Linked DNA regions of Homo sapiens: all the other regions are linked to region 1. Evidence: chromatin contacts called from ENCODE Hi-C or POLR2A ChIA-PET data. All regions are on one chromosome and are shown on one strand. The core of a region is the stretch at or near the end of the contact, and the rest is flanking DNA. Distances in the headings are between cores, read along the strand shown. Region 1 holds the start of LINC01509 (long intergenic non-protein coding RNA 1509). Region 2 has its middle 71 kb from the start of ACTL7B. Region 3 has its middle 390 kb from the start of ACTL7B.

What was found. A loop is a pair of places that touch in the nucleus more often than their neighbours do. ChIA-PET counts read pairs that join two places held with the same protein, here RNA polymerase II (POLR2A). Pooled maps may share reads with other maps.
Region 2: POLR2A ChIA-PET joins it to region 1 with 15 read pairs in H1. The contact joins the enhancer-like site here to the promoter of LINC01509 in region 1. A Hi-C loop is called at or near these places in 1 of 168 maps with a recorded cell type or tissue (sciatic nerve). POLR2A ChIA-PET finds 5 or more read pairs at or near these places in 1 of 52 experiments (H1).
Region 3: a pooled map shows a loop between it and region 1 (3-fold over the local background). The contact joins the enhancer-like site here to the promoter of LINC01509 in region 1. A Hi-C loop is called at or near these places in 2 of 50 pooled maps. POLR2A ChIA-PET finds 5 or more read pairs at or near these places in 2 of 52 experiments (BJ and HepG2).

What each region holds. Positions count from the first base shown.
Region 1 is chr9:107,465,303-107,467,847 of GRCh38, forward strand. LINC01509 (long intergenic non-protein coding RNA 1509) reads right to left here and starts at 1,283. Exons shown (of 8, transcript NR_121581.1): 1 at 1,166-1,283. RefSeq lists a silencer at 370-549 and an enhancer at 1,052-1,551.
Region 2 is chr9:108,783,866-108,786,410 of GRCh38, forward strand. No RefSeq gene overlaps it. Among named protein-coding and RNA genes, the nearest start is that of ACTL7B, 71 kb to the right of the region's middle. Within about 2 kb of position 1,271, at least 2 of the 41 ENCODE cell types and tissues checked have a DNase peak (open chromatin) inside an H3K27ac peak, as active enhancers do.
Region 3 is chr9:108,466,516-108,469,060 of GRCh38, forward strand. No RefSeq gene overlaps it. Among named protein-coding and RNA genes, the nearest start is that of ACTL7B, 390 kb to the right of the region's middle. Within about 2 kb of position 1,281, at least 6 of the 41 ENCODE cell types and tissues checked have a DNase peak (open chromatin) inside an H3K27ac peak, as active enhancers do.

The sequences.
Region 1 (2,545 bases), core at 33-2,532:
GCCATAGATGGAGTTAGTGGCACTGCAAGACTGGACCCCAGCTGGGTGCTCAGGTTCCTTTTCTACCTCAAAGGAAAGGTAGAAACCATCCCTATCTGCCACAGAGGAGCAGACTCCAGAGAAGCCAAAGCCTAGCCAGCGAGTAATCATAACGATGTCCGTCTTTTAGCGAGTATTTGTCATGTAGCAGACACGTTATTGCACATTCCCACTTAATGGTTACATGACCTTGTCCCGTCTATTTTCACGTTAGCCAAAGGGAAGCCTAGAAGTCCACAGTCCCCGGGAGCTGGAAGCCAGGCAGTGACAGCGCCAGCGTATTCTCCTTGACTTGATTGTAAATTTCACAACTTTGGTAGCTTCAACAGGGAGGAAGAGGAGGGGCGCCGGCTCCCTCCAGCAAAGGCGGCGCGGAGCGGGTAGCCAGGTCCGGAGCCGTCCTGTGCCGGGCCGTCCGGTGGGGGGCACTGCAGACCGCGCGGGCGCTGCGCCCGCCTCTAGCTCCGGGCGCAGAGGGGTGGCCACGCTCTCCTGAGTCCCTCGCGCCCCTAGCCGCGCCTGGGAGAGCGGACTGGCCTCCCAGAGAGGATGCGGGGGAAGCCGCACAGGGGCCCACTGGGACTGGGTAAGGGCGCGGGATGGGATCGGCTCTGGATATGGGTGCCCCCCGAGCCGCGCCCCACCCCGCGAGCGCTCCCATTTGCACCTCCACTTGAGCACGGAGCTTCAAGAACGAGCTATTCTGGGGTGCGGGTTCCGACACTAGGCCCCACACGGATCTGGGGACTGGTTTGGCTACGACCTGGCGGAAGGGGGGAAACCTGGCCTGAGAACGGAAACTGCGGGACGATCCGGCGGCGCACTTAAATCTGGCTCCGCTGCTTCCTCGCCCCGCCCCCGCTGTCACCTTCCTCTGCTTCTGCGCAGCGATTCCACACCCCACTCCACCCCATCCCACCCAGACCGCTCACCCGATTCTGACTTTGAACCCAAAAGCGATCAGGCGTGTTCTGGGCCCGGCCACAGCCAGCGGGCGCTCTGGCCCTCGCAGAAGCCGCCGCAAGCGGGCATCGCTGTCCCCAGGGAGGGGACCCCAGCTAGCACCAGTAGAGGTGCAGTCACCCTTTTTAAGGTTACTCGGAGGGTAGATGCGGCATCCACTGACCTTGATCTTTTCCCACAGTCACCTGGGACCCAGGCATATAATGTGGGCAGTTTAATGAGGTGTAAACGAAGTGCAAATGGCCTAGAAGCCCCTTGAATGTGAAGCAGGATGGAGGCTTTCTTTAGAAGGGGGGTTTTACTCACTCTGGGAATTCTGGTAACAGCAATAGTCTCTGATTGTTAATTGGTCATAATTACTTTGTTAGAAGTCTGTACACCATTCCAAGTTCTAAGGCGACGAGAAAGAATATTTCTGACATTTACAACGGGAGGGAAACAGCATATTACTTTCTCCATTAGGATATACATTAGCATATTGTTGAATTGAATTTTCCGCCTTCACTTTTTAATATATTTCCAATTTCCAACTACTCCCTGGAAAATTTTAAAAAGGGGCAGCAGAAGGATTGGTGATGTGCATGCCACAGATGGAGATGGAAAAACTGCCCAGAACATGTTGACATTTGTAAAAAAGTTAACATCCCCCCACACTTTAAAACTATGATATTAGGAATAGCATAATGGCAAAAGTTACTCGTACAACATCTGTTCCTTCCAATGGGAGGATTTCTTTCCTGCCAAGAATTTATGAATTTTCTATAGGAGCTTGGTTCTGTTCGGGGAAGAGGGAAGGAAGCCAGCCAGAGCAGCCCCTTGGCTTCAGGGAATGCAGGGATGCATTGCTCCTGGCTTTTAGATGGCTCCTGAAGCTGCTGATGGGGCCAAAGTCACCCTTCAGAAGGACTTGGCTGCAAACAAGAAAAATCTCCAACAGCCACCCATGGTTTAAAGTGACTAGGCCGTCACTAAGAAAGGTCAAGGCCATATGGCTTGAGGACAGAGATGAGTTGGTTATAACTCTCATTCGCAGAAGACCTAATCCTTTTTGGAGGGCAAAGGAAAGAGTTTATTATAGGGATAAAACCCAACCAACTCATATCAGTTCATTTCAAATGTTTCATTCATTTTCACATTGACCAGATAAGTGTTTGTTCACTCATCTCAGAAACTTCAATCTCTTCATCTACCATCAATTGTCTTTTACCCTTGCTCAATTGAATCTCTGGTGACTGGAAACTTTTATCTTTCTAAAAAAGCATGATGTGAGTGCTCAAAACAGCCATCTGGGTGAATAGGACGCTAAGTGGATTAGCAGTTGAAACATTAATGATTCACTTTTGACTCAAAGCAAGTTTATCTAAGCAGATTTCCAATGGTCTTCTCTTTTGCAATCAAAAGAACTTTCTGCTCTAGAGAAGCCTCTGTCCAGGAAGGGGGAGATTACCTTTTTGCACTTTAAAGTGGACCATTTTAAGTTCTTGATTTTTGTTGTTGTAGAGACAGGGTCTCACAAATTTGCCCAGGATGGCCTTGAACTCCT
Region 2 (2,545 bases), core at 21-2,520, 1.3 Mb after region 1:
ACTCCGGTGGAAGAAGTGGTCTCTGTGCCCTATCCCTCTCCTGGACCAAAGGAAAATCCACCCCGGACACATACACTGCCTCTCACCCGCCCGCTCTGCTTCTCCCAGCTGACCGTCGTTAGGAAAACAGACGGAAACCAGGAAGAAGTCGTACTGTTCCCAATCCCCAGTTGTCTAATCCAAACAACACAAAATACTGGGGAAGGAGGGGACAAGAGAGCAAGGTTTGGTGGGGGAGAGAGATGCACACAGAAGTGGTTATGGACAGCTGCTTAGGAAAAGGGATCCTTTAACTAACCCTCGAAGGAATAAGCAAAGAATGAAAGGAAAGGGCATTTAAGGAGCACAAAAATGCTAGATGTGGCTGTTACACGTCAAGGCATTCTAACTCATTAGACATCAGAGAAATTCAAGTTAAGAACCACAGTGAGAGGCAAGAAGCCACAAAAGAACATTACTTCCCTTCTATCAACAAGAAAAAAAGCCAGACAATAGACAGTCCTAACTTCCTTTAACCCATCAGAGAGCCGAGATTACAAGGCAATCAGGAGAACTGAATTCCAGAGTGACAAGCCCCTCCATAGAGACAGAATATACATACTCTCCCACCTTTGCCAGAGCCTCTTTGGAGAAAGCGGTGGCTGCATATGAAAGAAGAAGAGCTAACACTGTAACAAGTTCTTTTTTTAAAATTGATACATAATTATTGTTCATATTTCTGGGGTACTTGTGATATTCTGAATACACATATACAACATGATCAAACCAGGGTAATTCGAATACCCATCACCTCAAACAGTTGTCATTTCTTTGTGTTGAGAACATTCAAAATCTTCTCTTCCAGCTATTTTGAAATATACAATAAATTATTCATTATAACAGATCTGAAAAGCCCAGTGTGGGTGGGTGTGACAATTGAGAATCCCCGGGAGCCCAGACACAGGAGATCATACTCCCAGCTCTTTTCCACAACCCCTACCAGGTGCTCAGAAGAAAGACTGGGCCAGGCAGAAGAGCCAAGAGAGCCCTTGCTGGCCCATAGGCATGAAACCCCACCCATTTTCCAGAACTTTTCCTTATAAGAACCCAAAGCCTTAAGGGTAGAAGCAGGCTACCCTCCCACTCCCAAGGCCTAAGCAAAGACCCACTGTCTGGAGAAGGGATAGAAACTAAGCCACCTGCCCCTGGATAAGGGATAGAAACCAGGCCACCTGACCCTGGAGGAGAAGGAGAAAATCTCTCTGCTCTATCATGAGCCTTACACCAAGTAACAAGCCACAGCCATTTCCTGTGGGGGGAGGAGGAGAAACTCCCCCACGACTGGTCTTAGAAAAGGAGCTATTGCTCCATACTCCACCAGAATGGCTAAAATTAGTAAAACTGATGATGCCAAGGATTGGCAAGGACATAGAGCAACAGGAACTCTCGTATGCTTCCGGTAGCAGTTTGAATTTGTGCAACCACTTGGGAAAACTATTTGGCAGTACCTACTAACTAAAGTGAAGCATGTGCATATCCCAGGACCCAGCAATTCCACTTCTAGGTATATATCCAAGTGAAATGAGTACACATGAGGCCCAAAAGACTTACAAAAGAAGATTCGTGGCAGAACTACTTGAAATAGCTCCAAACTGTAAACAACATAATAATCAACAGTATTATGTATAAATTGTATAATTATATTCTCTTCACACAATGTAATAACTACTATACAGCAATGATAATAGACAAACTACTGCTACCTGCAACATGAGTAAATCTAGCCAACATGTTGAACAAAAGAATCCAGTTGAAAAAGAATCCATGAACTCACTTATATGAAGTTCAAAAACAGGCAAAAGTAACATATGATGATGAAAATCAGACAGCAACTATCCTTTGGAGGGTAGTTACTGGAAAGGGGGAGGTGGAGGATTCTAGGGTCTTGGCAATGTCCTACTTCTTGATCTGGCCCACATCGTGAAAATTCATCAAGCTGTACCTTCATTATTTGAGTTTTTTTACTTCAATGTTATACTTCAAATAAAAAGAACAGGTTACTTTAAAGAGAAGTGCATAGTACGATGAGAAACAAATAAGTCAGCCAAGCCAAAGTCATGAGAAGACAAAAGACAGGTAGGGTAGCTAGAATATGGAAGGACCTCTTGAGTCCCAGACCAAGAGGTTTAGCCTTTGTTCCACTGGCAAAAAAGTGCCACCAAAGGCTTTTTAAAAAATAAGTATAGATTCATACGCAGTTGTAAGAAATAATACAGAAAAATCCTTCATCCAGTCTGCCACAATGTTGATATCTTACAGTACAGTATTAGAGCCATAAAATTGTCATTGATGCAAACCACCCACCTTATGCAAATTCTACCAGTTTTACATGCACTCACATGTGTGTGCGTGTTCAGTTCTATGCAATTTTATCACAGGTGTAGATTCCTATGACTGCCACCACAGTCAAGATACAGAATAGTTCCATCTCAGGGATCCCCAGTGCTACCACCCTTTTATAGAACCATTAAACAAAGAGTGGTACATCTAAACATGGAATACTACT
Region 3 (2,545 bases), core at 31-2,530, 1.0 Mb after region 1:
GAAAATGATAATAACTCCAGGAATAGAAAAGTACCATGAAAGTACCCTCAGCTTTAAGCATTACACCAATAAATAAATGATTCGTTTGGCTGACTATATGAGCAAAGGAAGAGTAGCTTCACCAACACTGCCAACAAAAACTGAATAGCACAGCCAGCCTTTTGAACTTGGCCTACTCAGTACCTCAGACAAGGTCTGGGTGTAGGTTTAATAGTTATGGGTTGGTGGTGGAGGTTGATTAGGTTTTTTGGTTTGGTTTGGTTTTGATTTTGTTTTGTGGATTTGATTTTCTTTTCCCTAAAACTGAACTAACAATTATTTGACTAACTGACCAAATGAACTAGCGGTTTTGGCATCAAAAAGACATAACCTAAAAATAGAAAAGGAAACAAAGAAATAGAACAAGAAATAATGGGGTTAAGATGAAAATATAATGGACATTAAAATCAGACAGCAAAAAAGAAACAATAAGGAAATAAAGCACATAGATATTGCCCCTAAAGTAAGTATGTACTCCTAGAAAGCTGAAAAAAAGATAATTTTAAAGCATTTAATCACTTTTATACTTTTTACTTAATTGTTTTTGTTTCTTTGGGGAGGGGAAACAATGATAAAATGGAAAATAAATTTTAAATAATCACCCAAGATGCTGATATAAAATGTATTATTTATTTTATATTTAAACATTTCTAAATGACTTTAGGATGGATTACATATACTTTTTCCAAGTCCTTGATGAAAAGAGTAACTGCTTTGTGATTTATCTTTGTGTAAGTACAGTCTTCCACGTAGCAGATTTGTTTAGAATAAAATTCAGGCTGGTAGCAAATCCTTCCTGGGCTTCCCTGTGGCTCCTAGCACATTTCTCTGTGCAATGTCACAGAAAGAGCCAGACTGGAATAAGCAGCTCTCTCTTCCAAAGAAGCACTTATAAAAGTATATATACAACATGGACCGTCATGACTATCATCAGCCTTCCTACAAAAGATGCAAAACTTCCTTATAGAAAAATCTACCACACATTGAGAGCTTTGTGTTAGTCAGATACAATGCAAAGTCCTGAATATAATTTTTATTTTTATATAACCTTACAACAACCTCTGTGACTAGGTACTCATATTCTCACTTGACAGTGGAGGAAATTGAAACTAAAAGAAGTTCAGTAAGCAGCCTGTGATCAGAGGGCACACAAGTGTTGGAATTGGGATATAAACCCAAGTGTTCCAAGTTCCAAAGCCATTTTGGATGTGGTCACTGCTTTAGAAGCAAAGAGCATGGTCATGCCACTGTCATCTGCAGGCACACCACCAGGGCCAAAGTCCAACAATCCCGGATGTCAGTTTTCACAGAATTGGACTTGATCCTAGGAGAGAGCTTAGTGAGTTCCAAAGAATGGCAGATTGGCATGTACTTCAGAATAGTCATCTACTTTGTAATCACTCTCCCAGCATCATTTTAATGTCACTCCCTTCTCTATTTCTGCCTTTAGTTTTTATACTGAGAGGTTAACCCAAAATATACTGTGTTATCTTGCAGGGAGACAGTGTGGGAAGGCAGTAAGAACGTGCACTCACTCTGTGGAAAGTAATAAGGATAACAACAGTGACTAGCTATGAGGCACTGTCCTGGGGCGTCATTGATGCATTCTCTTCTAATCTTCAGCTATTCCATGGTGTATTTATCATCTCCTCACATAACAGATTAGGAACTTGAGCTCGGAGGAACTTCCGGAGTTTGGCTCCAGGCTCCTTCACTCACTCCCCGAATGACCTTGAGTAGCTTGGTCAAGCTACTCAACCTCCTGAAGCCTCAGTTTATCATCTATACCAAACTCATGGAACTACTGCAAATATATAGAGTAATCTTGACACACAAAGGCTGTTTGTCTTACTCTGTTCAATACATCTTTTCAACATCTAACAGAGTGCCTTAAAGTAGTAGTGAGGTAGGAGACCAGCAGGACTTTTTTTCCTAGTCCAGACAGGATGAAGTGGAAAAAACAGCCAGAACCAGCAGGTGGCGCTGAAAGAGATTGCTAGTTGCCCTCATTGCTCATTAGCATAATATATTCCCACCAGTGCCATGACAGTTTACAAATGCCATGGCAATGACCCGAAAGTTACCTCCTGTTTCCATGACAATGACTTCAAAGTTACTACTCCTCTTCTAGAAAGTTCTGCATAAACGACTCCTTGATTTGCATGTAATTAAAAATTAGTATAAATCCAGCTAGCCAATAGCACGAGTGCTAACTCTGGGCACATGGCCTTGAGTTAGCCATTATCCACAAAAAGCAACTCCAATTCAATAAGACATTGCTGTCTAACACCACTGGCTTGCCCTTTGGTTCTTTCCTGGGCAAGCCAAGAACCCTCCGCAGCTAAGCCCCAGTATTGGAGCTCACTTGCCTGCCTGCATCAGCAAAATTTGGTTATGGTTTAATTTGGTGTTGATATAGAGATTAGTTGATAGAAAGATGGAATGGTGTTGAAAGGATGATATGAAATGAACATCTGTGGATTAAATTCTCAGGAAGCAGGAGAGC